Linked DNA regions of Homo sapiens: all the other regions are linked to region 1. A link is a loop called in an ENCODE intact Hi-C map of the cell type or tissue named here. Cell type or tissue: PC-9. All regions are shown on one strand.

Region 1 (8,000 bases):
ACATGAACCTTCTCTGACTGTTGGAAAAAAACTATGCCAAACAGATCTCCTTCCTCCCTTCCACTAACTGATTTTTAACTTTCTGCACATAAGCTGTTCCTTGTGGTTAGATACGATGCGGGCTAGACACATACAGATGTCACCATTGTGTGGATTTTTTGGTCAAAGTGGGGGCACTCACTAGGTCCATTTAGCTCCAATCTCCAATAGTCTTTTGGATCTGCTGCCAGGTGAGGTGTTTTTGTTTGTTTGTTTGTTTTTTTGTTTTTCCCTAGACCTAGTGTCAGTGTCATGGGATTTTTTTTTTTTAACATGATTTTAGCTCTGATGTATTTCATTGAGTTCTCTTTAGTGGATTTATTTCATTTTCCTATAATTTATAAAGAAATAGAAATTTATACAGGCAGTTAGATCTTTTGTTTTGGAGATACACCATTTAGCAAATATCCTTGCCATTAATCTGCTTCGTATTCTGCTACTTGCTTTAGTTTCAGTTGTCTTCATCCACTTATAAAAATGCTTGCCTCACGGGGTTTGGCTTTGTTCCAGACTGCCTTGTGTATGTTGAATGTAGAAGGATGCACTTCATAAGAAAGGAATGGAAGCATAGCTCTGACAAGCCCCCACCATGAGTCAGCCCTGAGTGTCTGGAGTTTTACTGGAGTGGTAATTGATTTGTCTAGAAGAAATTGCTAAAACCTGGACTTGGGTCCCTCTAAACCTTTGTCAGCATGTGTTCTGTCTTGGTAAATCATAAAAGAAGGTCACTTTTTTTTTTTAGCTTATATTCGGGAGTCAGTAATTTTCAGGTTTTTGATCATGTGGCCTCTTTTAGGCTCTGCTTGGTCAAGAAATTCAAGACACTGCACAAGTAGAAACTGTTTATCAATTGTAGCGTGCTCTTTCCTGCTTGTCGTGGTCTCATCTGCATTAAGGTTGTTGCCTCTTCCTGGAAAAACTCCGTATATATACTCTCACTATAGGTACTCTCATGTATTTGTCTTAATAAATGGCAAAAGTTCACTAGATGACTTAGGATTACTGTAGCCATGATGACAAAGTTTTGATGTCAAAAATCAGATTTAAGAGGAGCTCTAGAGAAGAGAGAAGACAAAAATGCCAAACATAAATAGAAGGCTTCTTTGTCTGGAATGCTATGGCCTCAGGAAGAAAAAGATAAAAAAGACCTTACTCTTACTCAAACCTTCTGACACCTGTTTTCTTTGCTTCTGTCTTTCTCTCTCCACCCAACTTGATCTTTACTACCCACGTATACTCCTCTTACTCCTTCCCCTGGCTGCCCAAATAAACTTTTTCAGGGAGCATTTTTCTAGAGAAGAACAATCACATTGCACAACACCCACCTAAAACTTCTGCACTGAAGGTAGATCAAGAGAGGCCGAATTTAAACTCTGAGTAAGAGTTGAGTTGGGTAAAAATAGAATCTTCCCAAATTTCAGAACAAAAGAAAGTTTGTTTTGTATATCCTGTGTAATTCAGGATTCTGTTCGTTACTTATTGTCTTGGACTATCATATTTGTACCAATTAGTTCATTTCGTTGTTGACCTTTAGGCCAGGCACAGTGGCTCACACCTGTAATCCCAGCACTTTGGGAGGCTGAGACAGGAAGATTGCTTGAGTTTTGGAGTTTGAGACCAGCCTGGACAACATACCTCATCTCTACTAAAAATTAAAATTTAGCTGGGCATGGTGGTGTGCACTTGCACTTCCAGTTACTCAGAGGCTGAGGAGAGAGTATTGCTTGAATTTGAGAAATCAAGACTTCAGTGAGCTATAATCATGCCACTGCACTCCAGCCCAGGCAACAGGAGATCCTGACTCAAAAAAAAAAAAAAAAAAAAATTGTTGACCTTCAACAATGGGGAAAATGTTTAAGAGTAGCAGGATGAAAAAGGTCAGAAGATTCAAATAACCTATCTATGCATAATATTTTTAAGCATGGACTTGAGAGGGTAAGAAAAATAGGAAGTATGCCACATGAAACTATTTTAAAAGATTTTCTCTTAAGGGTGGATAGGGCAAAGATTCAAGAATAACAAACAAAATGATGAATCAATAGGTGACTTAATAGACTTCAGGACACTTTCAAAGGACATTCTGGGGCAAACAAAAAGTGTAAGTAAAAGGAGCCCTTTCTTTATGCAAAAGCTCATATCTAAAATAGAGGATTTAGAAAAAATCAATTGGAATGGGAAATTCCATTAGTGTAGATATCTTGATCATTTTCCAAGAGTCCTAAAATGTTAACTAGAAATCGAGATAATCTTTTGACCTACTAGATAAAACAACTGGCCCCTGAAATAAAGACAGGACCCAAATCTCCTCTGTTCTTTAAGAATTTGGAGTCTGTGGAGAACACTTGCACTTACTGTATGCAGAAAGGCCATTAGAAGAACTAATGTTCCATGTCAGAAGGACAGCTGTCCATATCTGTCTACTGAGTCTTTCTGAGGAGAACTTTGCACTTAACATTTTCCTATTTTGCCTCTAAACTCCCAAAGGGCATTGTCTATAAATATAAATGAACAGCTATACTGCTTGCTTGTTGATATGGTTTGTTTCTTATGTGGAGATCAGACTCTTCTATTCCAACTATAATTAAGACTAATTGTTCTGCATGATGAATACTTAGACCATTCCAGTGCATGATTCTCCAGCACCCACGGTGGACTATGTCTTCTTACACAGAGTCTGAAGGGATGAAACCCTTCTTGGGGGTTTAACTACTAGTAGATGAAACAGACTTCTGAGGATTCTGAGTTGAACAATTTAAAGTGCCTTTTTTCCCCTCACCTTGACTGACACAGCAAATCATGTAGCCCACACCCTAGGGTACACCTGACCAATTTAAAATCCTTAGTTTGAGTAATTATGGATCACAGAAACCTTCGGGTTTTATTTTAGCTAATTAGGGGAGTCTGCACCATTGCTAACACTCCCGTTGTGCCTGGATTAATATCACAGGTGAGGTTAATCTATAGCTAAGCCCAAAGAAAAAGCAGCCTGGCTATCTAAGGTAGATGGTCATGCCAGGGAAATCATGGGGCATGACTCCAGAGAGGCTTTCAGATCTTTTTGAAAATACTTTTAATTGTCATTGTCCCTTTTTTTTTTTTTTTTTTTTTTTGAGATGGAGTTTTGCTCTTGTTGCCAGGGTTGGAGTGCAATGGTGCGATCTCGGGTCACTGCAACCTCCGCCTCCTGGGTTCAAGCGATTCTCCTGCCTCAGCCTCCCGAGTAGCTGGGATTACAGGCATGCACCACCACGCATGGCTAATTTTAGTTTTTAGTAGAGATGGGGTTTCCCCATGTTGGGTCAGGCTGGTCTCGAACTCCTGACCTCAGGTGATCTGCCAGCCTTGGCCTCCCAACGTGCTGGGATTACAGGCGTGAGCCACTGTGCCTGGCCTTAATTATCATTGTCTTGCATCATTCAGGTTCTGTTGTCCAGAGAGCTGAATGCTTTTATGTAGCCTCTGGTTTGACAAATGGTGAAACAAATGATTCAAAGAAAAAATGAGAAGAAATGAGGCAGACTGATACTCAAAATGAAAACCAGATCTCTGTACATGGAAAAATGGAACTGTGTTTTCAAGAAAAGCCAATGACAGTGGTGAAGATCTGGACAATCTTGGAGGGTCTTTCCTGCACCTTTAGTTGAGGGAGACCAGAAGGCAGATAATGAGAATTAAAAAGAGAAGCTCCCACATTCCTAGGTGACGATGGATTGCCCTGTAACCACGGTAACAACGAATCCCCAGAACCTGTGTGACACTCATTTAATCTATTAATGAAACTCCCTTGGTAACCATTCTAACAGACACATGCCAGTAGGTACATTTCATAGCTAAAGGTCTACCATTCCTAAACACTGCTGCCTCTGAAACACCACCAGTCCACGAACTCAACACCTCCCAAAGCCCCTTATGCATCAGCCATGAGCTTTGTTCAGAGACTTTGCCATACAAGCACAGTTCTCCCTTGTTTAACCAGAAATAAATTCAGTTTTTGTTTCATGTAGTGAATGCAGGCATCTTCCACCAAAGCAGCTTATGGATATACAAGAAAATGTAGTTATTCAAATTCTCTTTTTCTCTCTTTTTAATGCAAATGATAGCTTACTATACACCACGTTTTGCACCTTGATTTTTTTCAATTAAAAATAAACCGTGGAGATCGTCCGTATTATCAGCAGCGATCTGAAGCGCAGGTTTGTTGACACCCCGTGCTGATGCTCTCTCCACATCTTTACTAGAAAATTTTGCAAGAAAGAGGGTAGTAGAACCACTTTCTCCTCTAAGTGTTGACAGCAGAGAGCTTTGAGTTTTTGAACCCTCTTCAAGAAATGAAAAGGCTCTTAGGGAGAGCAGTGTATCAGTTACAAGCACATTCTCTGGGGGTATAATTCTTGGAGATCTACTGTTAGCTAGGAAATTTAGAATTTATGACCTCTTTGAATCTCTGTTTTCTGACCTGTAAAATGGGGATGAGAATAATAGTATCTACAATAGAAGGTAGTTCTGAGGATTAAATAATGATGGAAAGTGCTTAGCACAGCTTTCTGGTGTGTCGTAAAGGCTTAATAAATACAGATGAAGGTTCTGATGCTGATGAATATGTAGGGAGATGCCTAGGGGATGTGTGGCACTTCTTGCACTACCAGTGACCCCCTCTAGAGGGAAGCAGAAACCAAAGAAGAGGGCCCTTGGGTTGTCCCCAGTGGGTATGAACTTCAGGTCTCTAGTGACCCCATTGCACTTTGATCAGAAGAAAGATGAATGAGGTCAAACAGGAAGGCTTCTGGCGCTGCGGGCGGGGGTGGGGGAGGTCATTCAGCACAGGTGGAGACTGGGACCCAGAGAGAGAGAGAAACAGTGAGGTTAGAGCAAATGAAGGATGGGGATTGCTTCTTGGAGCAAAATGAATAGGTGTCCAGGAGTGGTGGGGACATTGTGCCTTTTAGTACAGAAAAATTATCACCTCCCGCCCTTTGGTTTAAACTGTGAGCCCCACTCACCTGCAGCTGGCAGAGTAGACAGAAGGCTGTCTGTGATGTCACAGAGCTGGGGAACCAGGGAATGTTGGGGCTGGGATGTTTGGACTGGACCACAACAGCGAGGAGGAGGGAGAAGTTCTGCTGAGCACGATGCCATGCTGGCCACCAGACTGTATACTGGGGCACAAGTCCTGGGGCCTCAGGAAGCACCTAGAGGATGGCCAGAAGGGGGCAGTACAACACTGGATGCTGTAGATCTGGGTGCCATTCTGTCTCTGTCCGCCCACTGGGTAGTAACCTTAGGCAAAGTGACTTCACGCTCAGGTTCTCCCTCTGCAATATGGGAATAATAATAATTTTTTTTTCTTTTTTGAGACAGAATCTCACTCTGTCACCCAGGCTGGAGCACAGTGGTGCAATCTTGGCTCACTGCAGCCTCCGCTTCCCAGGTTCAAGCGATTCTCATGCCTCAGCCTCCCAAATAGCTGGGGCTACAGGCATGCACCATCACGTCCGGCTAATTTTTGTATTTTTAGTAGAGACAGGGTTTCACCATGTTGGCCATGCTGGTCTCGAACTCCTGACTTCAAGTGACCCCCCCCCCCCCACCCCACCACCTTGACCTCCCAAAGTGCTGGGATTATAGGTGTGGCCTTCGCCTGGCCAGGAATAATAATAATTATATGTCCTGTTTGCATTTTTAAGTATTAAATGAAATCAGGTAAACATTTAACATGGTATCTAGATGTAGTAAGCACTTTAAGAAAGGGTAGTTATTAATAACATATGCAAAAATGAAGTGACATTTTCTTCCCTATTTATTTTTCAGAAAAGAAGGAATCACTTTGTATTGGAGTCCTGACAAAATCTCTCAGCTTATGGGGCACTCTTTCCATTCCTTTATTTAGGACAACCAAGTACTATTCATATATGGGGAAGCCACATTGGATTAACATGTTCTCAATCAGTGCTATCATTTGATGCACAGAGAGGTCACTGGATACAATAGAAACAGAAGAAAGCAAAGGAATTCAGCACAGCTGTGGGGTCATTCATGTGGTTGGGGCGGGTGATGTGACTCCACAGCTGTGCTGAATTCCTTTAATAAATATTTGATGGTGAGTTAAACAGCCTTTGAAAGCTCACAGGTAAAGCCACATTCTTTTTTTTTTTAAATTATACTTTAAGTTCTAGGGTACATGTGCACAATGTGCGGGTTTGTTACATACGTATATATGTGCCATGTAGGTGTGCTGCACCCATTAACTCATCATTTACATTTGTTATATCTCCTAATGCTATCCCTCCCCTCTTCCCCCCACCCCACGACAGGCCCCGGTGTGTGATGTTCCCCGCCCTGTGTCCGATGTTGCCCGCCCTGTGTCCAAGTGTTCTCATTGTTCAATTCTCACCTATGAGTGAGAACATGCGGTGTTTGGTTTTCTGTCCCTGCGATAGTTTGCTCAGAATGATTAAAGCCACACTCTTAAATGGTAATTGAAGGTTCTCCATTTTGGCTGCAAGTGAGATTCACTTGAAGTGTTTTTAAAACAAAGAATACCTGGGGCCTAACCCCAGATAAATTATAATTTTGGTAGGGTGTGGAAACTGGGTAGCAGTATGTTTACAAAAATTTCCAGGTGATTCTTGAGTATAATCAAGAACTGCTGAATTCCATTGTGCAGGTCATTATATACAGGTAAGCGGTGGTTCTCAGATCAGGCTGTATATTAGAATCATGGGAGGAGCTTTAGAAAATGCCACTCCTAGCACCTGCTCCCAGTCAGTAAAATCACTATTTTGGGGGCAAGGGCCCAGGTGTCGATAGATTTTACAGCTCCCCAGTTGATTTTAATTCGCAGCCAGCATTAAGAACTACTGATTTATAGAGGTTTTTTTTTAATCATAAATTTCATTGATGTGATACAAATGGATCCTTTTTAGCTTGGGATGAGCTTTTCAGGAACAGCATTATTTATATACAGATTCAAAAGCATTATTTAAAAAATAACTTAGAAATGAAGATAATATATTCTGAAAACCTGTGCTAGATGAGGTTAAAGATGTGTATGAAGCATTTGAATGAAATTGTTTCAGAAAATGAAAGATTGAGGATAGTGATATAGTTTGGCTGTGTCCCTACCCAAATCTCCTCTGGATTTGTAATCAAAATTGTAATCCTCACGTCGGGGGAGGGACCTTGTGGGAGGTCATTGACTCATGGGGGTGGTTTCCCCCATTCTGTTCTCCTGATAGTGAGTGAGTTCTCACGAGATCTGATGGTTTTATACGTGGCAGTTGCTCCCGCTCTCTTCTCTTTCACCTGCTGCCATGTAAGATGCGACTGCTTCCCCTTCTGCCATGATTGTAAGTTTCCTGAGGCCTCCCAAGTCATGCAGAACTGTGAGTCAATTAAACCTCTTTTCTTTATAAATTACCTGGTCGTGGGTATTTCTTTATAGCAGTGTAAAAACAGACTAATATGGATAGCAACACAGGTATTTCCAAATTAATGTATTTTATATAATATGCTCTGGCAAACACATATCAGGTACTGACTACTTATAAGTTGATGCTTGATTATTTCACCCATAGCACTAAATGTGTATATATTCAAATTGGAGAAAATACTTAAAATCTTTGCATAAAGAAACTGCCTTCTGTTTGGGGTGGTTTACCATTCAAGCATGTATGGTGTGATTACTTTCTTCTCTTTGGGTCTGGGAGGGGAGATGGGCCAACAGGCTTCTGTATTAATTTCTGGTTCAGGTAGGGAATAATGAAATCTTGACCTGATGCACTGGGCTAAGACAAATGGGTGGATTTTTACTCTGGTGATTTCACAGTGGGTAAGTTCTGGGGTCCGAGTACCTGGGTGGGACGCTTGCCTTCCTAACTTAATGCATGACCTGGGCCATAGCCATTAACCCCTCTAATTCTCAGTTTCCTTAACTTTAAAATAGAAATAATAATAGAGTTGGT
Region 2 (8,000 bases), 230 kb after region 1:
GGCACTTGCTGGGCTCTCTACCTGGACTGCCTCCTTCACCAGGCAAGTTTTTCCTTGTTTGAAACACAGCCTAGCAGTCAGCTCCTCCAGGATACTTCCTTTGCCTATTTGCCCATTCTATCAGACAGTGAACCCTCAGGGCAGAGACTCCTGTTTATAAACCCCCACTGCCCAGTCTAGCAGATGCTCTGTAAATATTTGTTGAATTGAATCACCTAGTTCATCTTTCTTGTTTCCCTCTGTGGATACAGAGTAAGTACTTAGGACAACAGTGAGGTGAATCAGGACGCTTGGCTTGCCTTTTGCCTGAGGGCTAGAATAACACAGGGCCTCATTCTCCCACTGGCATTGCAGGTCAGGCTAGATTAGATGGGAAGATAAGATTCATGCCTTGGGCTGAGGCCAGCACAAAACATCAAGAACAGGCTCTGCTCATTGGCCGAAAGCCCTCTTACACTGTTCTCCTTACCCCTTATGGCAGGTGAGCCTCTGTAAACAGGTGGCTGGAGAAGTGCAAGCCCAGGCTTGCCTCTCACACGTTCTGGTTCTTTTGTTGTTTTTTCCCCTTTGGGTTGACCTCAGTTGTAATTCTGAGAAACCCGAGGATGGAAAAAAAAAACACCTTATTTTGAAACATTTGCATTTCCTGAAGTCAAATGGCATGGTATATTTTAGTTTTTCTTTAAAAATCATTTAGATGGTTTCTAGCTAAAGGGAAAAACACAGGCAGCCCTTTTAGGAATGATGTTGCCAGAGCTGGTTCAGAAAGGGGCTAAAAGCAGGACACTAGAGGAGCTATTGAGGGAATGGGCTGTTAAACTTGGAGAAGACCCCAGAGAAGGGCACAGCCTCTGTCCTTTAATGCTTGATGAGGCTGTCGGCACACCGTGGGGCCCAAGCACTAAACCTCCAAGTGGAAGAGGAAGGAGATGAAGCCCTCAGCTAAGAGCTAACACTGCTCTAATCCCCATTTCTCAGATGCAGCAATGGAAAGACGTACACTAAAAACACCTATGTCACACTGTGAGTCACAGTGCTGGCAGCTCACAGAGTTGACCAGTCAGTGCTGCTCAAAAAAGAGGTGGGCTGCTTTGGAGGTCATGAGGCTCTTATCAAGAGCTAGATGAACATTTCATGGGTCATCAGCCGTGTGGCCTGAGTCTTCTCATCACCCTGTGAGTCTATGATATAACTTTCTTTTTTGGTTAGGAAGACAGAAAAACGTGACTTATAAATAGTGGCATTACATGCAGCTGAAATTCTGCAATGTCCCTGGAATTCTGAAGGCTGGGAGCAGAGGGAGCAAAAAGTGATGCCTGGAGAGGTTTAGTTTGAAGAACAGAGCATCAGAGTGGGGGAAGTGAGAACTGTCTGCAAGTCACGGCTGAGTTGATGACCTGGGAGTTAGAATCCTGGGATTTCTCCTCTCTGGGCTCTAGTGTCCCTATTAGGTTTGTGCAAAAGTAATTGTGGTTTTGGCATTAAAAGCAATAACAAAAACTGCAATTACTTCTGCACCAACATAATAGATGAAGAGCAGTGTGGATTTGATGATCTGTCTTAAAGGGCCTACCTAGCTTATTTCAGCAGGCTGTATAGACTCAGCCATCCCCTATCAGACCTGCTGGTGGTGGGGGTGGGAAGGTTTGGGATGGGGAGTCGGTCCCAGCTGCACCTGTCTATCTTTATGGGCATGTTGCATTACCCAAGGTAGGAGACTGTGTCTTCACACATTCAGGTTTTCAGACACCTGCAGTAGTAGAACAGAATATTTTAGCTCTGAGGACAATCTAAGTTATGAATAGTCTGGTTCTGTAAGGATTTGCATAGTTTGGAGAAATGAAAGTTCCCTGAGATGGCCTGGTTCAGGCTTGGTGAACACATAACCCATGTGCTCCTCAATGTTGCCCCTATGGCAGGCTGATCCTAGGTCATCCAGAGAGTTAGTGAGAGAGACAGGACCAGAGACCAGGGCTCCTTACTCTTTCTGTAGGGCAGTCTATCTTTCAGACAACCCTAGCACTGCCTGAACTTCCCTGAGGACCAAAGCTTTCAGATGCATCAGCTTTGTAAATCATCTTTCCAAGCTTTAGCCTCTTCTAGAAGGATCATGGGACTTTCTGTGGTTTTGTTTGAGAGGCTGAAGAGAAAGATGTGCCAACAAAACCCTCCTGGCCAGTTTCACACAGAGGAGAGAGATAGAAAGAGAGGTTGCTCGAGGTGGTGAAAGGAGCATATTCTAGAAGGTCAAGATTATGGAAACCTTAAGACTAGCTCTCACCTTGAGATTTCACAATATTAGACAGAAAGGGTCACTAAATGCCATGCTAACAGAGATCCTAGTTTTAGGAGTGGCGAGACTACCCAGAGAGACTAGGGTCTGGCCCAAGACTCCACAGTAGGTAAATGGTGGAGCTGGGTTCAGAACACAGGGCTTCTGACTTCTAATCCAGGGCTCTTCTCTGACTTTCAGTATTCCTGTGGAATAGGAAGGGTTAAATGCAGGAAGAAGTGGGTTTGCAGCCACTACAGACACTGGAACTGAAAACTGACAAGACAGCTGGAGGTGCTGGGAAAACAAGCACTAATGAGCTCCTGGGTTCCATCTTGTGGGAGAATGCCAGCAGATGACTTCAGGCCCATGTGCTGAACACTGCCAAGTTACAAGTCATGGGCACATAAAGATGCAAATATGCTCAAGGCGGCTCTACCATGGCAAAACAGACCAAGCCAACCATCCCGGCCAGATGGTATGTGGTTTGAGTGCCAGGTACCTTCCAGATGTACAGCACCTTTGATATAAGAACAAGGAAGACACGATGCATCGCAAAAAGAGCACCTGAATTCTGGTCATAGCTTTTAGCTCTGGATCTGTCATTTCCCCTTACTGAGCCTCAGCTGCCACATCCATTAAGTGAGAATTAAAACAATCAACCTAAATGTATGGATGTCATGAAGATGCAATGAGACCGTGGATGTCAAGTGATCAGTGTGGCCTGTGGCTAGAGGAGACACTCAGTAAAGTAGATTCTTTCTGCCTTACTCCTCTTTTCTTTGTTGTTATAGTGGCACAGTTTAGCAATGCCACTTAGCAGAGTGAATTGGCAGATGAAATGCTCATTAAAATGAAGCTCATGACATTATTTGATGGACGGGAGCTTCTCAATTAAGTACCTAAGTGTTTAAGGCTATCTGATGCTTCCAGGAATGTGTGCTGAATCCTCTTTACATTTGTTGAAAAATGTTTTAATCCTTCCAAGAAGGAAAGGGATTATCCTAATGACTCTGCATCTGCCATGCCCTGGCTTCTTCATTCCAGGCTTCAGGGACAATATCCAGGAGAGTCCCAACAGTGACATCTAGAGGACAGTCTCTCCCCTCTGGATAAAATTTGGATTCAAAGTGAGTCCTTAACCTGAGCAAGGGTCATTTCAACTATTAGGTTGGTGCAAAAGTAATTGAGGCTTTTGACCAATTCCTTGATATCACTAAGCCAACTAGTAATAGAGAGATAAACTGCAGGATGGACCATTTGTTAAACAAAGGACCACTAGGTGACCCTGATTTCCAAAAGGATTTGGAGAATGCCCATATGAACACACTTAGTGCTGACTGAGCACATAGGAAGTGATCAGTAAATATAAATTAAGGTCAAGTTGGAATTCCTTTAAATAATTTAAATCCTGCCTCCCCCCGCCCCCTGCCCCACCTACTTTCCTTGGGATGTTAAGGTCTTTTCAGTCCTGACTTGTTGCAGTGTATCTGCAACAGTTAGTAAACCTGTCTGACACTATGGGCATTTCCTTGGAATTCATTTATACTAAACACAGGTTGAATTGACATTACTGTGGGTAAGTAAGAAGCATCTTTAAAGTCTATAATTTAAAAGGAAAGGTGAGTCTGGAGACATAGGGTAAATTTTGCTAACATTCTAATAACCTTAATAAAAAAACACTCCCTACCTGTTCAAAATGCAAAAGTATGGCAGCAATTTTAGAAAGTTCGTTTTGGGTTCAAATCAATTTTAGAAAGTTAGACAGACTTATGTTCAAATTCCACGTCTGCCATTACTAGCTGTGTGGCTTTGCAAAAATCATGCAGCCTCTTTGAATTGTCCTGTTTTCTTCTTAAAAGTGAGAATAATAAAATAACTGTCATGGAGAGTTGTAGAGAGGATTAAATGAGATAATGCATAAAAATGAGCCTGGTGTCTACCACCCAAACTATACCAAACAGTGGTTGAGTCCTGTGCCCTAGTCCATGGTTTGTGCTGCTTGAAATGTAGAAACTTAAGCCAACACATGTTGTGTCTAGATAGTTTGAATGAAATACATAACAAAACAATTTCAAGGAATGGGCCTGCTTTCTCTCCCTTACCCTCCCTCACTCTGTTGCCAGGCTGGAGTGCAGTAGTGCGATCTTGGCTCACTGCAATCTCCGCCTCTGGGGTTCAAGCGATTCTCCTGCCTCAGCCTCTTGAGTAGCTGGGACTACAGGCGTGTGCCACCATGCCCAGCTAATTTTTGTATTTTTTTTTGAAGACAGGGTTTCACCATGTTGGCCAGAATGGTCTCGATCTCTTGACCTTGTGATCCACCCGCCTCAGCCTCCCAAAGTGCACGTTGCCTCTTGACTGCTTCCAGTGTGGTGTTCCGCTAGGGCGGCTGTCATCTGATTGTGACCATGGGACATGAGGGATAGTTGGGTCTTAGTGAGAACCTAGTCTTGGATTAATGTCACTGCCTTCAAGGTGCAGCTTTTATTGTTTCTTTGGGGTGGGTTCATTTGGTAAAATTAGAGAGCCAACCTCACTTCGTCTTCTTTAATGCCATTTTCTTTTTAGCAAGTGGAGGGGCAAGGAGGGTAGCTGCCACGCCTTATAAAATTGCAAATGTTAGAATGTTAAAGTGGTCAAAGAATCCTAAGATATTTGTTTGATTCATAGAACGCTATAATCAAAGCAAAATCCATCTCAGGGTTAGGACATCTGGCTTGTTCCCCTCACTTCTGATATTTTAGAAAACAGGAAACCCAAGACCCTGAGAGGGAAAGTGAATTGCTTCAAGTCCCAAGACTTGAATGTCAGCATTCCAAATTCCTGGGCCAGTCCTCTGCATTTCATACCCCAACTTTGGCTACAGACTGAATTCAGGCGAGGGTGGAGTTGTCAGGACCCACACGAGGTCTATCCACTGTTCCAACTTCCTTAGGGCCTCCAGGAACCTTTGGGTGTTGGAGGCTACATTACATTTGTAGGAAAGACAAATCTGTCTTAACTGGTAGGCAGTGGGGAAGGAATTGTCCCAAGGCACATGACCCTTCAGCTGCAAAGCCAGAGCTGAAATTCAGCCTCTAGAACCCTCGCCATGGACCATGTTTCCCCTCAGCACTTCACCTCATTCAAACCCATGCGTGTGGCCCTCTGTGACCCTGAGCTTGGTAACAGAGAGTGCACTTCTGAGACATGAAAGCCAAGAGCTGGGGGCCGCAGGTGCCGAAGAAGTGATAGAGCTGATAGAGCCCTGGAAGGGGATATGTAGACTTGGCCAGCAGGTAGGGGCACTGGAAGGATTTGCGGTACTGAGTTTTCCCAGATGGTCTACAATACAATCCCAGCTAAGCACAAGGGCTGCAAGGTGGATACGCTGGATTTGAGGTCTCACCCCTCCTAACCAGCTCTGAAATTTTAGGCAAGGCAACAAGCCTGTCTGTGCTCCAGTTTCCTTACCTATAAAATGGGGCTAATTATGATTCCTGGGGGCTTACTGTGAGAACTGCATGAGTGAATTACTAAGTACTCAGCCAATTCTTGGCACATAGTGATGCCTGTCAACGTTCATTATTCTCACTCTGCCGTGGCCTCATACGGATGCAATGAGGGAGTACAAGAAAGAACACTGACTACAGAATTCTTCTAGTGCAGGTAAGAGCTATCATTTGGTGGGGTGATTTGTTATAAAAAGGGCCAGGGTATATTGAGAAGGCCCAGAGGTGAGATCAAAGGACCAGAATCATTCTGCAAATCAAAGTCAGAACAATTTGAATTTCTGCAGAGTTTATGAGGGAAGTGGAAAGTGGAGGGGAAATGGGAGAAGGACATTAAGACAGGAAGGAGAGTGAGTCAGTTCAGGTGTCAGAGGGCTGAACCCCAGGGAGGATAGCTGTCCCTTGAGAAATTCCCAGTGGCTGGAATAGCTGAGGTCTTGCAAGAACAGAGGGACCTAATATTCAATTCTGTGTCATCTGCTGGGCTGCACTGGGATGTGCTACACTGCCCTACCAGCTTCTCTGCATACCCCAAATCCTTCTGTAGATGTCGCTATTCATAAATGTGGGTTACTATTCAAACTTGGAAATCAAGGCAAAAGTGGCTGTCTTCTCTGATTTGGGCAAATAAGCCAGAAACCATGTGCAGACATGAGATTCAAAATTTGGTGGAAGCAGAAAAGTGAAACAAGGAGTGATGAGGAGAAGGATGAGCTTCACTCTCTTTACAACATTCTCCTTGGTTCCGTGACATTTGTGAAATGAGATGGGAACATTTTATCTGGATATGAAAGAACAGAGTGGATCCTATGCCCAAAGGACATAGGTTCAACCAGGTATCAGATGAGGGTCCAATTGCTGTCCCATTTCATCCTCATGGTGGCTTCATGCAAAAATCATTATTAACTCTGTCTTCTGGGTGAGAAAACTAAAACCCAGAAAGGAGAAGGGTGTGGGGGAAAGGTTCTCCTCCCAGGCGCTCTTCCTGGCTTACTGCCTGTGAGGTGTCAGTTGGCTGGGGGCTATCCTGGCCAGGAATGGGAAGCTTGTGATAGGACTCAGAAATCCTTTCATTACCCAAAAGGGTTTGATTTTTGGTGTTTCCTCTGTAGCGAAGTGTATCCTGTGTTTTTTCTTTAGCATGTGCACATAGCTCTACATCCCAGGCTCTGAGCCACTGCTGATTTTCTGCTGATGGTGGAAGATTTTCAACAGCCAGTGAAAAAGGGCTCCCTAGAAGGTGTCTAGCTTCTGCCCTTTTCCTTTCTAGTGACAAACCACATGCTGCCCCTGAAGCTTCCTCCCAAGAGTACCTGAAAGATGGTTCCCCTCTGCCTGGAATGTCTTGCAATGGCTTTTTTCAAAAGGGACAATTTACTGCTTCTGTGCCTGTTTAAGCTGGGTTCGTTGGGGAAGGAAGCTGTGACTTCAGATTTCCTTGAGATTTTTGTTAGGTTTTTTTTCTTCTATTTTTACATATTGTACAAAAGAATTATAGTCTCATAAAGGGTCAAAGCTGGAGAGACTCCTCCAGGGCATTTAGTACATTGCTGTTATATTACAGATGAGGCTCAGAGAGGAGAAAAGACTTGTTGATGTGGTCAGTTCTGGAGCCCAGGAATATTTTTTCTACCTCACCCTACTACAGTGTCTCTGCAGATTGCTGAATTAAGGGGATGTTGACTTGCATTAAAAGCAAGAGAAAGTCAGGTACTGCCTCCAGCAGGTCACTGGCATCTCATGGTGGAAGCCGGTCATGCAGGGAGAAGAGGGAGGAGCCCCGGATTCTCACTTGGCCATTAACTCCTTGTATGACCTTGGGCAAATCACCTGGCTTCTTTAGGCCTCAGCGCATCATCTGCAAAATGGGAAGACTATTCCCCATGTTGCTGTGGCTTGCTCACAGGGTTGAGGTGAGAATGAACCCAAAGGAGGTATGGGAAGGTCTTTAACAAAAGTTTCACAGTCCCATGGGGATTATTGAGTTGGTGCAAAAGTAATCATGGTTTTTGCCATTGAACATAACGGCAAAAGCTGCAATGTCTTTTACACCAACCGAATATTATTAGCATTTAAAAAAATCTGGTTGTGGAAACATTGAATTGTAAACTGAGGTTGGTTTTGATTACTTTGTGTTCTGATATTCCCATTCATGGTCCAGATAAGAAGAAATGTGATAAGTGATTTCGTCCATGGTTGTGAAAAGTTTGGACTTTATAGACCCAGGAAATTTC
Region 3 (8,000 bases), 330 kb after region 1:
TTTACATGAGAAACACTTATAAAAGTGCTGGCATATGCCAGAAACTGTGATAAGTGTTTGATGTTATTATTTTTAGCATCAGCATGCATTTAAAGATGGTGAATCTGAGGAAAAGAAGTCACATATCTTTTTAAAAGTGGTAATCTGTAAGCAATTTCATGTTTTTAATATTCTTCTATAGTACGTTTTTGCAGAAGGACTTGCAATGGTTTATGGATTAAAGAGAAAGCAGTGTTCAATCATTGGGAAGAAAAAGAGAACAGAGACCAGTGGAAGAAACTAGAACAAATTATGCCATAGACATAAATGTGATGATTGGAATAAGTGGCCAATGAGTTCGTCCTTACTTACCCTGCAGCTAAAGAAGCTGGTTGACACATATTTCATTTCCTGATTACAGCATCAAATACATTCATTTTCAGAAATAAATTCTTTGGGGGCTTGGTGGGGCAGATGCCGTAGGAATCTACCACGTGGTTCCCTTAAGTATAAATGACTTTGAATACATTTTATTGTATCTCCTTGTTTAGCTTTACTATGAAGAGCTGTTAAAGATGTGAACCTCTGGAAGATCAAGGACTTTGCCTTATGGAATGCAAATAACCAAAGTAGAAATCATGGTATAAATGAAAGACAAATACAAGTGTTGGCTGCAGAGTGCTATCTCATACTTAGCAGGGATGTACTTAAGTCTTACATTTGCTTCCTTCCCTCTGTCCTCAAACTCCTCCATAAAGCACTTGATCTATCTGTCTGCTCTTCCTCCTAAATTAACTGAGAGCATTTGTATTAGTTCCACTTGTTAAGCAGCCAGTCAAATGGTTATTGATCATTTACTTTGTGTGAAGGATGTCTGTAGAGAGTCAAGGGAGATACAATTTACTGGGCACCAATTATATGCCAGACACAGACTGGGACACTTTATATACACCACTGCATTTGTTGCAATCATATGAAATAGTTATTATTATTTCTGATTTACATATGACAAAATTTGTATCTCAGAGACATTGTGTAATGTGAGCAAAGTCACATGGCTACTTTCATAGCAAAACCAGGACTTCAAACCATCCATCAATTGATTCATTCATTGATTTTGCATATTGCTATCATCTTTGCCATGTACTGCTGATACAAAAAATGCTAAGGAATGATTCCTGCCTCCAACACACCCTCAATCTGGTCAAAGAGGCAATTTCCTGACTCCATGCCCAGAAGTCTTAGGTATAACCCAATCTCAAGCCTTGGTTTTGAAGACATGTGTTACATGATATACATCCAGCTATTTAAATGTCAATTGAATGCCCTTGGGAATTATGTGGGAAAAAAGAAAAGGATTCAGTGGTGACTGAGGCTGGAGGCTGAATGCTATTAAAACATCATATCTCTTTTTACACTAAAGGTCTCCTTTACAGGGATGAAGTCTTTGAGCAAGACTCTTGTAACTTTCTAAGTAAAGTTTAGACAGTCTCACCTAAAAGTGAAGTTTTGCCTGGAGCAATCTCTTGCAGAAATTATCCTGATCCAGGAGGCAGTGATATTCTCCTGCAATGTAACATGGCCGAGGCTGCAGATTTCTTTTCCAGTAAGGAGCTTGCTTTGGAGAAACTAATTAAACCTGGAATTTTTAGAAGGCTTAGGGTTTTGTCAACTTGCAATTATGGATCCTTACCAGCATGTTCCCTGAGGGAAGGACTCTGCCTGTGCAGGGGAACAGTCAGCACTTCTGTGTTTATTCTCCTTTCTGTCTCCCCCAGGAGTCATCTTCTTAAGAATAACATCTGTGTTTTGTGATGTCTTGACTCTTTCATGATTGTCCTTCCTTTTGTGGCATTTGAAACTCAGGCTGGAGACTGAAAACCTGGAATAGAAACGTTTTTTGACAGCTTTCATGCAACAACTAACTCGACAAGAGGTAAGCACACTTTAGGGCTGGAGGGAATATTACAATACCACTTTATTGAATGTCTGAACCACCCCCAAGACCTAGAGTTCTTCCAATATCTTCCAGTATCACTTCTATAACAGCTTGTTTGTTCTTTGGATGGCTTTGGTTATTCAAAGTTCTTTTCTTATTGGAGTGCAGTTTGTTCCCTTACAGATTTCATCATCAGATTCTAGTTCTTCTCTGTCACACAATAGAGTATGTCTGTTCTCTCCTCTCCATGACAGATGTGCAGAGATTTTAAGACAGAGACTATGTCCCTGCTTATTATTCCATTTTTTTTCTAAAGAGGTGGAGTTTCTGGTTGTCTCACTATCCTGGTGGTCTAAATATGCTTCATTCTAAGGATGATAAATATATTAGTAAGACACATCTATTAATTGAATGGAAACTTCTTTCCTGGTAGCCTGGTCGTGACCTCTGAATCCTTTCCAATAACCTCCAGGCAGCTATTATAAATTTATTTCTTAATATAGAGATCTTAATTGTGCAACTACTATGTTCAAGTGCTATGCATTGGGGATGCAGCATTGGAGATGGAGTGCTGAACACCGCAGCCTGCTCTGGAGCTAACCGAGACTTGCAAAAGAAAGATGAGCACTGAGCTGAAGGCTCTTTGATACCTTTGAATGTGGCTTTTTGGTGGAGACACATTTTCAAATCTGACTCTGATGCTCACCTGAAGGGTGTCCAGGTGGAGAGTGATCCTCAGCTCCTGCTGAGCTGGGTCTACTGTGTCTCTTTCCCAAACCACTTTCACACCCAGAAGATCTGCTCTGCCTTGTTCTTTGCTGGCTACTCAGAAAGCCCTGGTGGCAGAAAAATACATGAAAAGCCGATGCCTCTGGGGATAAGCAAAGCTTCATTTTACACTGGGAAACAGAGGCCTTTATTGGAGAAGCTGTTGAGAGCATAATCAAGTGAATCCAGTGTAGCTACGCTCCTACCATACCTGGGAAATTCCCCCTTGCTCTCTGCCCCCATCATCTGAGTAATCTATTTTAGTTAAAGATGGTAAATCAAAGGCTTGAAAGGTCAATTAATTTTGCCCCCTTTCCCACTGATCCATGAGAAATGGTGATTCTCAGTGTAAGGACCTCTGTCCTAAATTGAGAGAATGCTCTCCAAGAGACCACGTATGAAGTCTCTGGAGAAGTTATTCTGGTTGGAAATATAACAGGTTCTGTTTTTGAAATGACCGATATTTATGGTTTTTTTTTTTCTCTAAATATCCTGCTGGATCTCTCAATTGTCAAACAATCTCTGCCCATTAACTCGTCCTTCCTTAGGAGAGGCTGCCTCTGTTAGTTCTTAGTAGAACAATTCCTTTGCTGTTTCTTTAAATTACATTCTTAGGTTCCTATCTGTTGAGGTCATGGTGTGGGGTGAGTGAGAACTGAATTCAAATCTACAATGATTACCTGGTGGCTTCAGGAAAATCACTTCCTTTCTGAGTTTGTGTCAGCTTTAAAATGATGATCTGGGAATATAGTTGGCACTCAACAAATTGAATAGACAATAAGTGAGGCTACAGATGGCTGCATTCTCCTCTTAGGTCATATATTCAGTCAACACGTAATGATTGAGAAATAATAGAACAGGCTCTGTTCTGGGTGCTAGGGCCACGGCAGGGGGAAACATACAAAGTGCCTGCTGTCATGGAGCTTGACTCCTAGAAAGCATGCACATACATAGGTAAGCCAGTACTGTGTCAGGTGGAAAATGCACTATGAGTACTGGGAATGGGGAGGGTTGTTTGTGTGTGCATGTGTGATCTTGCACATATAGGTGTGATGTGTGTGTGTTTATGTAGGATGATGAGGATGGTCTCGCTGAGAAGATAACATTGGAGATGGCTGAAAGAAATGAGTGAGCCATGCATGTGTTAGAGGAAAGAGCATTCCAGGAGAAGGGTTTGCTGTGGGAGTGCGCTTGCTGGGTTTGAAACAGCAGGGAGGCAGCGTGTCTAGAGTATCATGAGAGGGGGGTTGAGGTCAGGGAATATAGGCCTTGAAGGCTACTGTGATGTCTCAGGCTACTTTCCTCTGAGCCGTAAGGCCGGCATTGGAGGGGTTCAGCAGTGGAGTAGTAGACCACAGCTCAGTGTTCCTACAGGACCGCTCTACAGCTCTTTGGGGTCATAGACTGGCTCTAGGAGGCAAGTGCTGGGGACACAAGGCCCTTGACTTTATTCTCAACATTGCCCAAGCTGCTTAGAATAATCCACAGGGATCATCACCTAAACCAGGCTTCAGAGATGTAAAGGAAAACAACAGCAACAGCAACAGCAACAGGAACAAGTCCACATTTTTAGATGTGCCTCACCCTGTGCTAGTGAGTTAAGTGTCAGGGCAGGAGGATCAAAGCCTTCTTGCTAAGGGGCCAGAAACAAGCCAAAGGGACAAGCACAGAACAACAAAAAATGTGCATGTTGGGCCTTCACAACCAACAATACGGTGCTGTCAAATCAGGTGAATGAGTGATGGGACATGGATACAATGGAGGCATTAAACATGTTAGACAACGGTTGGTGGTCCTTGCCAAACCTGAATGGAGACTGGACAAAGGCCAGAAACTCCCTGTGTCTCATGTTCCTGTCCCCCCACCCCAGTGTACACCTGCAAGAGGTGATCAGTGAGGTGGTAGGGTGAGGGTGCTCGTTTTTGTGTAGCAGATGGGGAGTCAAGAACATAAAAGGAGGCCTGCCAAGTTCCTTCCCACTTCTGGGAAGGGTTCTAGCCTCTTATTGAGAGAAGGATTAGCATGAAGGCAAAGTTGTTTACCTAAAGATGTCTATGAGCCTAAGAAGTCCGGTAGACATCAGCCCCATCCACTTCAACACATCTACCAGGAGTGCCTGGTTAGTGCCCTCCCGAAGCCAGGTGGAGGCTGCCATCTGCTGGTTGACTTGAGGATTTTTACCCAAATGTTTAGTTTGCCTTTCAATTTTTAGTGAGACAAACCTGTGTTGACAGCATTTTCTCCAGGCAAGATGCTGTCGGTTTTCTCTTTTAAACTATCACAGATTCTCATCAGGGTAGGTACACTTCATGATCATTTTGATGGATGCTCAGAAGAATTAAGCAATTAGACCAAGATGATCCAGTAATTGGAAAACATGGGATTTGAGCTCAGCTCTCACTAAAAAGATGGTGACTGTAAAGAAATTGTTATAAACACGTTGGCTTTGCAAACTGTAAAGTGTTATGAGGGAACCAGTAAATGGCAGGTGCTCCAAGTGTCCTAATTGGAAGAGTGAATGAAAGAATAATTGTGCAGAAGGATGTTCCTTAAGGCATTGTGACTCAAGGAGTCAGAGAACCCAGCTTTGACACTTGGAGGCTGAGTGAACTTGGGGGAAGTCATTTCACTACTCTGAGAAACAATTTCTTAACCTGTAATTGCAAATGTGCTGGGCAAATGTGCTAGGCAAATGTGGGAGCTGTTTTTTTTTTTTTTTTTCTTGACAGAGTCTCGTTCTGTTGCCCAGGTTGGAGTGCAGTGGTGCTATCTCGGCTCACTGCAACCTCTGCCTCTTGGGTTCAAGCGATTCTCCTGCCTCACCCTCCTGAGTAGCTGGGATTACAGGCATGCGCCACCATGCCCAGCTAATTTTTGTATTTTTAGTAGAGATGGGGTTTCACCATGTTGGCCAGACTGGTCTCGAACTCCTGACCTCAAATGATCCGCCCACCCCAGCCTCCCAAAGTGCTGGGATTACAGGCGTGAGGTACTGCGCCCAGTCGGAGCTGCTTATTTTGACTGCATGTGTGTGGTTTTATTTTCCTGTAAAATGTTGAAATCCATGTTACATCCTGGTGGGATTGAAACAATTCTCAAGAAAGCCTTTTTCTACTTCCTTTACAGAGATTGTAATTCCTCTGGGAGTTCCCTAGGGAGGGAGGAGGATGAGGGGAGTGAGCCCTCTGCTGGTTGCTTATATGTCCTGCCAGCCCAAACCTGGGCAGCAGGCACATGCAGGGCACCCCTGGTACCCCATTGAGGCTGGGGGGCACAGGTGGCCAGGGGCACATGCATCTCTAGTGAGGAAGCAGGCTTTCTAAAGAGCAATGTTGATGATGCCATCTGGGGCTGAAAACCCTTGGCAACTCTCAGCTGGGCTCCAGGACGCCAAGCCTTCAAGGCAAGGGTCTACCTCCATCCTCACCTCTGCTCCCCACACTGTCATCCCTTGTGTCCATCCACAAGCCTCCCCTTGGCCTTACCACTGGTCTTCATTTCTAGCTGCAGTCACCTTGAGGGAGGCTTCCTGATTCCTTCCCCACCCTAACCTAGTGCTCCAGGAGTTAATGGGCCCCTGAATCCAGTCTCCCATATCCCTAACTAGCCTGCCTTAATTAAAACTGATGCCCACATCCAGGAAAAATCCACTATAGGAGTTGAGGGCTGCTCAGGAACAAGGGTGGGGACATAGAGAGCTCTCTGGGACCCTAAGCCCCATGAATTTTACTTTCTAAATATCTCTTAGAACCATAGCTCTGTCTCCACGACACCACACTTAGCCAGGCTCTATCACCTTTCACCTGGATTCCTACAGTAGCCTCCTCAAAGGTCTCTTCCCACTTTGCACCTCCCAGCCAAAATCCAAATGCAACAAAAAAGATGGCTTAAAAAAACAGATGTGATCACAATGCTCTCCTGCTGAAAACTTCTCAGTTGCTTTCCATTGAACTGAAGAAAAAAAGCAAAATTTTTATTCTGGACCAGGAAGATCTGCGTGGCTGGGTTCCTACTGACTCCTGAAACCTCATCTTCCACAATGCATCTTTTGCACCTATGCCTCTGGCTTTCTCTGTGCACAGCGTGACAGCCATAGGACTATAGAGATACCTGCCTTTTGCCTTCTGCCTCTCCTGCTTCCTTCACCTGGTTAACTCCTACTTGCTCTTTGGATCTGGGTTCAAATGTCTGTTCCTCAGAGAGCCTTCCCCCTCAGATCCCCTTTAGACGTCTTCATAGCTTTTTATATTTGCTTCCAAAGCACAGCCCTCAGTTTGTAATCACACATTTGCTTGTCTGATCATGTGTTTGTCACTGACCTCTCTGGGGCACAGAGGCTGCATGGAGGCAGGGAATGTGGTTGTTTCACTCACATAGTGCTGAGCATAAGCGGGGAGGTGCTCAACACTGATTTTTAAATGAAAAGAGAAGTGAGAATCTTAGAAGGAGACCGACGAGGACAGCCCACAAGGAGCTCTCGGATTTTCCGGGCTTAGGCAAGGCATGGTGGGAAGACCAGCTTGGGTGGGGCAAGCTGAGAATGGGGAAGGACTGGGCTGTGTAGCCAGCTGTTTTGAGAGCATACAGGTCATAGGAGGCTCAGTGAGGAAGAACCTGCAAGGTGTGTCTCTCCTTCTGGAGAACAGACAGTCATGCCACACTGCAGAGGAGTATGCAGCCTGGATTTTCATCAGAATCTCCTGCCTGGTTGCTGTGGTGCCTGGGATGATCCCCAGCCTCCTCTGGACTGCTGCTTCCCCATCTTCAGAAGGAAAGAGATGAGCACGAATTCAATGCAACAAATATTCATTGAGCTCATCTTCTGTGCCTCCTGAGGGTTTCTCACAGGCCCACCCTGTGTGACCACCCTACTTTGAATACTGTGACCCTATCCCCTTACCCTAGTCCCCTTTGTCCTTATTACCCTTGAATATACCATTTAATTTGATCATTTATTACATTCATCATTCATTGTGTTTTGTTAGAATATAAACGCTATGACCACAGGGATATTTTCCTCTTTTTTTCACTGACAAATCCACACGGGAGGTGCTCCACAAGCATTTGTGAAAAGAATGAAGTTCTGTTTTCCAGTTAGTGTGGCTTGTTGAAAGGAATAAGATATCTTCACTGAAAAGAACTTGGATTTTGGAATCAGGCAGCCTGGCTGTGAATCTTGGTCTGACCCCAGTGGCATGGCTGCGAGAAGCCACCTGACCCCTCTGAGGCCTAGTTTTCTACATGACATGGAATAGTTCGATTTGTCTCACAGGTGACTATGATGCTTAGGATACTTTGGATATTTAAAGTGTCA

Evidence for each region. A loop is a pair of places that touch in the nucleus more often than their neighbours do. Peaks named below come from ENCODE experiments on the same cell type or tissue, not always from the same donor. Only the 100,000 strongest peaks of a DNase experiment are listed, where the experiment ranks them.
Region 2: a loop joins it to region 1, with 11 times the contacts of the local background. A loop is called at or near these places in 59 of 110 quality-filtered maps.
Region 3: a loop joins it to region 1, with 11 times the contacts of the local background. A loop is called at or near these places in 69 of 110 quality-filtered maps.

What each region holds. Positions count from the first base shown.
Region 1 is chr9:114,676,996-114,684,995 of GRCh38, forward strand. It overlaps TEX48 (testis expressed 48), which reads right to left and starts at 5,197. Exons shown (of 5, transcript NM_001199233.2): 1 at 5,040-5,197. In PC-9, CTCF peaks have their summits at 4,889 and 5,097; DNase peaks (open chromatin) are centred at 576 and 5,226; H3K4me3 peaks cover 442 bases; H3K27ac peaks cover 1,108 bases.
Region 2 is chr9:114,908,037-114,916,036 of GRCh38, forward strand. The region is part of intron 2 of TNFSF8 (TNF superfamily member 8); the gene reads right to left. Among named protein-coding and RNA genes, the nearest start is that of TNFSF8, 19 kb to the right of the region's middle. RefSeq lists an enhancer at 1-554. In PC-9, CTCF peaks have their summits at 3,364 (motif pointing left), 3,570, 6,371 and 6,574; DNase peaks (open chromatin) are centred at 265, 1,047 and 3,345; H3K27ac peaks cover 564 bases; H3K27me3 peaks cover 1,679 bases.
Region 3 is chr9:115,009,352-115,017,351 of GRCh38, forward strand. No RefSeq gene overlaps it. Among named protein-coding and RNA genes, the nearest start is that of TNFSF8, 83 kb to the left of the region's middle. RefSeq lists an enhancer at 4,740-4,929. In PC-9, CTCF peaks have their summits at 4,842 (motif pointing left), 5,041 and 5,914 (motif pointing left); a DNase peak (open chromatin) is centred at 4,810; H3K27me3 peaks cover 2,266 bases.